Regions from separate parts of the Homo sapiens genome. Here region 1 is linked to region 2. Evidence: chromatin loops called from intact Hi-C (ENCODE). Cell type or tissue: right lobe of liver. All regions are shown on one strand. Each heading gives the region's core, and the rest is flanking DNA. Links, peaks and the distances in the headings are about the cores only. Region 1 overlaps TPD52L2 (TPD52 like 2). Region 2 overlaps DNAJC5 (DnaJ heat shock protein family (Hsp40) member C5).

The links. Hi-C counts contacts between places; a loop is a spot of excess contacts. Peaks named below come from ENCODE experiments on the same cell type or tissue, not always from the same donor. Only the 100,000 strongest peaks of a DNase experiment are listed, where the experiment ranks them.
Region 1: a loop joins it to region 2, with 1.9 times the contacts of the local background. A loop is called at or near these places in 20 of 110 quality-filtered maps.

What each region holds. Positions count from the first base shown.
Region 1 is chr20:63,883,626-63,886,428 of GRCh38, reverse strand. All of the region lies in intron 5 of TPD52L2 (TPD52 like 2), which reads right to left. Among named protein-coding and RNA genes, the nearest start is that of DNAJC5, 10 kb to the left of the region's middle. RefSeq lists a silencer at 27-197. In right lobe of liver, for the core only: no CTCF peak of the experiment used is centred there; a DNase peak (open chromatin) is centred at 1,708; H3K27ac peaks cover 625 bases.
Region 2 is chr20:63,933,596-63,936,398 of GRCh38, reverse strand. DNAJC5 (DnaJ heat shock protein family (Hsp40) member C5) reads right to left here. Exons shown (of 5, transcript NM_025219.3): 5 at 388-2,803. Among named protein-coding and RNA genes, the nearest start is that of MIR1914, 6.5 kb to the left of the region's middle. In right lobe of liver, for the core only: no CTCF peak of the experiment used is centred there; no DNase peak of the experiment used is centred there.

The DNA.
Region 1 (2,803 bases), core at 274-2,773, 50 kb after region 2:
AGATCGCGCCACGGCACTCCAACCTGGGCGACAGAGCAAGACTCCGTCTAAAAAAAAAAAAAAGCTCCTTTTCAGGAGTAAACTCAGGCCTGGACGCCAGGCCAGTTATTCACAGACCCGGCAGCAGGCGGTCTGTGAGCCTGAAGGGAAGCACGAGGAGGGGACACAGAAGGGCCGGGGGGTTCCGGGGGGCCTCTGCGTCGATCCCACGCTGCTGCTTTGTTCCCTGAGATGCAGCAACCACCTGGCTGGCACTGCTGTCCTGGAAGGGGTGATCCCACTTTCACTGCCCTCTACTAGCACAGCCGCCCAAGGGCCCTGCCGGAGTCCACCCTGCCCCAATTCAGAGAAAAGTCTTCCACAGGTGTGTCCAGGCTCAGCCTTACCTAAAGGAGTGTGAAAATGGATGAGCCCTGGAAGGTGGCAGCAGGAGAGAAGAGGAAACGAAGTGTAAGCAAGGGAGGCCAGCACCCACTCACAGCCCTCCTCGGGGAGCCCCAGGGGAGGCCCCCTGCTCGTGCTCAGTCAGGCCCAGCAGGGGAAGACCCTCCAGGACGGCTCCTCCAGTCCGCACACCACCGGGGACAGCAGCACTGTCTCCAGTCTCCTCAAGTCCTGACTCAACAGGAGGCTCTCGCAAGATCATGACTAGCAACTGCTCAGCCTCACGGCTGTGCCCAAGAGGCCCCTGGGTCCACGCCCTGTCCACGCCTTATGCCCCAAGGCACACCTGTTTGGAGAAGCCACAGCACCTGGAGCACAACCAGCCCCATCCAGCAGCGCAAAGGTGTGAAATGTGCCACAGCATGACAGCTGGGCTTGGCCAGCTCCACAGAACGAGAGCGGCCCGTGTTCCCCAAATCACGTCAGCTGAGGGAGCACACGCACCGTGGGAGGATGTGGGACACCCTTGGCGCCGAGCATTTCTGCTCTGCGCTCCATCCGTGCCCACAGACGCCAACCTGGAAACCTGTGTGTCCAAGGGCAGCTGCTGCCACTCACTGCAGCCAGGCCCACTCTGACATGGAGGGAGCCACTGAAGAACTGAGAAACACTCAACTCGCCCGAGGTCCTGAGAGGGCCGATGCCTCATCTGAGACCACGGAGTCAGACGGTGACCTGACCCTGCTGTAAACCCCCACTCTGACCTGAATCCAGTTCCCTTCCTCCCATCCCCATCACCCATGCCCCAGGGCACACCAAAGGCCTCACAGACCGGGGCTGCCCTGGGACAGGCCCATCATGGACACGGGCGTTGGGCAGCTGTCCAGAGGGGCTTCCGCCCAAGAGTTAGCAGGGGTCCGCCGGGGTTCATCCAGCCCTAAACTCATGACATAAACCTCCCAGAACCCAATTTTCACTTTCAGGAAGTAGTGAGCTCTCAACCTCAGTCTCTAACTCGAGGTGAATGGGCCCAGACCTCAGAAACCACCTGTGACTGCTTGGGGAGATGATGGGGATACACCAGGGGCTCCAGACGTCAGAGTTCCCACCACCACTACAAACATAAATGGAGGAGCAAGCAGGGCAAGACACACCAGCAAACAGGACCCTCCACGGGCACCGTGAACACGGCCAGCCAACTGGAGCGAGCTGGCTCGTCCCAGGTCAGCCTGAGGCCCCGCTCCCCCAGCTGGCCCCATGTACCAGGGCACACGTGCAAACACGTGGCACAGTGTGGCTGGGCACACTGACAGCTGTGCCAGCGTCACTGCAACAGGAACTCTGCTCACTGCCAGCCATGCCCTGAGGCTACACGACACGGGTCAGCTGCCAACCCCAGGACTGAGCAGAGAGCGAAAGCCTTTCTCCCCATCAGAGAAGGAGGAGCAGACAGAGAACCAGGACCGTGTCCCTGTGCTTCCAGAGAAAAACAGGCCATACAAACAAATGCCCAGATCAAAACCCTAGGACTGGCTTGTGCACGGCTATTCCAATCAGTGCCAAGGGCTCCACGTGCCCCTTGGATTTCCACCACAATGGTCTGAACAAACTCAAAAGGGAGTGTGGACACTAAGAGTGGGCAAACGCCTCCTGATGGCCGGCATAATTTAGGCACAACAAACACCTGTTACTTCCTGAAGATGCTCTGTGGTGAGACCAGCATTTTCGGGAAGAAAACAGCCCTGCGAGGCTGAGTTCAGCTGAAACTCAGGGGGTCCCTCCTGGGTCCAAAGCTCAGCAGTGGTAGGGAAGACCTGCATTTGTAGGGTGCCCCACAAGGACCCCCCCAAGTCACAGCTGCTGGGGAGTGTGGAGCCTTGGGCGTGTGAGGGTGCACAGAGGAAACACACACATTGCATACTGATGACTGCAGCTTCTCCAGAGGTTTAAAACTTCTCGAAATAGAAGTTGCAGGGATGGGAAGGTAGATTACCTCAAAAAAACAAAAATAAAAGTGGGCACAGCTCCTGGGCAGTGGCCATCCCCTCTGCTTGGCAGGGTGGGTCCCTGGGTGTGTGTGGCCGTCTGTGTCCTGGCCTGTGGCTTAGTGGTCAGGGGAAAGCACTGGCGCAGGACGACCCCCACCTGGCAACCACAGGCGGGGAGGCAGGACACACCTAACCTAAGGCAGGCAGGCAGGGAGGCAGGCAGGCAGGCAGGCAGGCAGCCCAGCAGGAGATGTACGTATCTCTGAATCCTGCAGGGGCCACAAGAGGGGAAGAGGGGAGGGCTGGGTGGGGTCAGCACTGTGCTCCACACACCGGTCCTTTAGGAAGCCTGCACCCATCTTTGCCAGGATTGGGTCAGAGCTACAGGGAGGCACTCCCTGAGATCCAAAAGCCAGAAGACCAGTTCTGAG
Region 2 (2,803 bases), core at 211-2,710:
TTTCCCTCCTGACGAGCTGGGACCTCAGGCACGGCTACACCCAGATAATTTTAAACTCTTTTTTGTAGAGACACGATCTCACTGTTGCCCAGGTTGGTCTTGAACTCCTGGGCTCAAAGCAATCCTCCCACACTGGCCTCCCAAAGTGCTGGGATTATAGGCATGAGCCACCACGCTTGGCCTCTTTGCTCCAGTCTTGGTATTTAGAAAACGGAGGTGAAAACACAATCAAGAGGAGGGGGCATTTATCCACATCTGGACCAGGCAGGAGGGAAGCAAGGTTCCAGCCGCAAGGGGTGTGGAGGGCTGAGATCAGCTGCTGCTCTCCAAAACCAGGGATCTGCGGGACTAGCGAGTAAGACATACGTGGGGTCCGCAGTGAAAACATTTATTTTACAACAGTAATCTTTATTTTAGGCCAACATTCAGACATACAAGACGGAGATCACCATGCGGAACCAGCCTGGCCCTTAGATGTGTGTGCTCGAGCCAGGATCAGCCGGAGTCTGACAGCGCCTGCACCCCAACACGGTCGGATTCCAGGACGCCAGTGACAAAACCAGTGCATGGACAAGCAGCTTCCATGCGTGTGCATTTGATTTTTAAAAACAATACATATTTCAGTGTTAACTTCCCCCCTCACCTGGCTTGAAACATTTTCCCCATTTTCCAGGGAAACAAACTCTACCAAAAGGTGCCGCCTGCAGGACCCCGGGCCCAGCCCCTTCTGGAGGTGGTGCTGTGTGGACTCCTCTGGGGCGGACCCGGGGCCAGCACAGGGCCCCTTCCCAGGCCGCCCTTCAGATGCAGCTTTGCCACTGACCGTATCTGCTGCTCAGAAAATCAGCTTTCATGTTTCAAGGCAGGGAAGGGCTTCCAGTCCCCTCCTCGATTTCACACCGGGACACACACCTGGGTCAGGTGAGCATGACACACAGCCCCCAGGATGGGCACCCCACCCTGCAGAGCAGAGGCCAATGCTGGTGGGGGCCGTGGCAGTGCCCTGGGCACACACCCTCTGCACACAGTGGGCTCAGCGCTTCCTTCTGTGCACCTGCTGGGAAAGCCTCCTGCAGGTCCCTGCCCGACTCCCAAGAAACCAGAGGCCATTTCAGAGCCACCTTTAATTGTACTTGTCACTTCACCAGGGGACAGCAGCATGAATGACACTCCTGCTGCGTGATATATACATATACACATATGTACACACACGGACACACCACAGCCCACACTCACAGCATGTGACGACGCAAACTGTTGCTGGTAAGGACAGTAAAAATGTAGCTTTTGCCAATTCCACAGGAGAATGATTTACAACCAAAATAACAGACACAGGCCAGTCCTGCGCCACAGGGGTTCACAGCTCTGAATACTGGGAAAGGGTGAGATCAGTCATTTCGTGTCCCCTCACGAGATGTCCCCACAGTAGGATGCACTGAGTCAGAGCTAAGGGAGGGTGGACAAGCGCTGAACTCTGCCCGCAGCACCCGGACCCTCCAGTGGCAGCCTGCATGCTGGTGCCCTTCCTTGCAGCACAAGCCTCGCCCGGAACAGAACGCCTGAGAGCAGCCTCGACGGCGTGAGGCTCCAGGGCCTCTTCTGGATGGCAGCAGCCGACGTGAAGACGAAGCTTTTCCTGCTGGGCACGTGTGCATGCCAGTTCCTTTTTCTAGTAGGTCCCCACTGGGTGCTGGCTGCACTAACAACATAGAGAACTAGGAAAGTTCACAAACACTGAGCAGTAATATCTAAAGCAGTTTAAAAATAAAGCCAAAAGGAAGACAAAAAAATCCCACGTCACTGAGTGGAGACAAATCTATACAGCAGCAGCTGCCGTGAAAGGGCCCGCAGGGCCGCTCCTACGCCTCCTGCAGGTCGGAAGCAGTCAGTGCTGCCCGGACCCCCTCGTGAACCGGACGGGCCTCAAAGCACGACCCCAGAGGGCCCCTGGCAGCCCCCAGCAGCGGCGTCCAAAGGGACATTCTGTGCCCATGGCCACACTTGCTCACAGCATTGTCTGCGGCCCGAGAGTGAGGAGTCGGGGTCCCGTCACTGCCACCAGCAAAAGCAGGCAGGGGTGCTGGGGGCGTCCTGATCTGTTAGCACGTGGACAGGGAGGCGCGGAAGCTGCCCCAGGACTCACCACCTCTTTTAATTATAGGGAAACAGTCCACTCAAGAAAGAGAGAAATAAAACCCGGGAGGATCTTTTTCCTTAAATTAAGACAAAGCCTTAAAGCCAACAGGGCAGAGCGCTGAAAACGGTTCTGCTTCTAGGTCAGGCAGGGGGAGGAACTCCAGGCCCCGAGTGTCTGGGCTTCCCGGGGGTCGTCTAATCACAATCACCACCGTGAGAATGGCCACAACCATGATTTATTAGGTTTTACAGATTCTGCAGGGGACTGGGTTCCACAAACCTCCAGACCTGCTCCTCTTTCCCACCCTACCCCACCTTCCGCAGGGAGCTGCATGGTTCTACAAAATGGTCCACTGGACTCTGTAACTGAAAAGCCACCTGGCAAGGGGCCCACTCTGATGGGTACCGAAGGGCCTTGGAGTGTTCTAGCCACAGAGCTGTGTGCAGGCCCAACAGAGGGCCTGGTGGGGCTGAGCTAGGGCCCCCGATGGGCAGCTTTCTACCTTAGGTCCAAGCTTAGAACCTGGCTCTTGGCCAGTCTGCGGAAAAATAACTCACGTCCTAAGCTACATCTACAAAAATTGCAAAGGCTGAGTACAGCCAGCATCTCAGGCTGAACTTGCTGCTGCACGAAGCGGCACGGAGGCACCCCACTGTCTCGCCACCT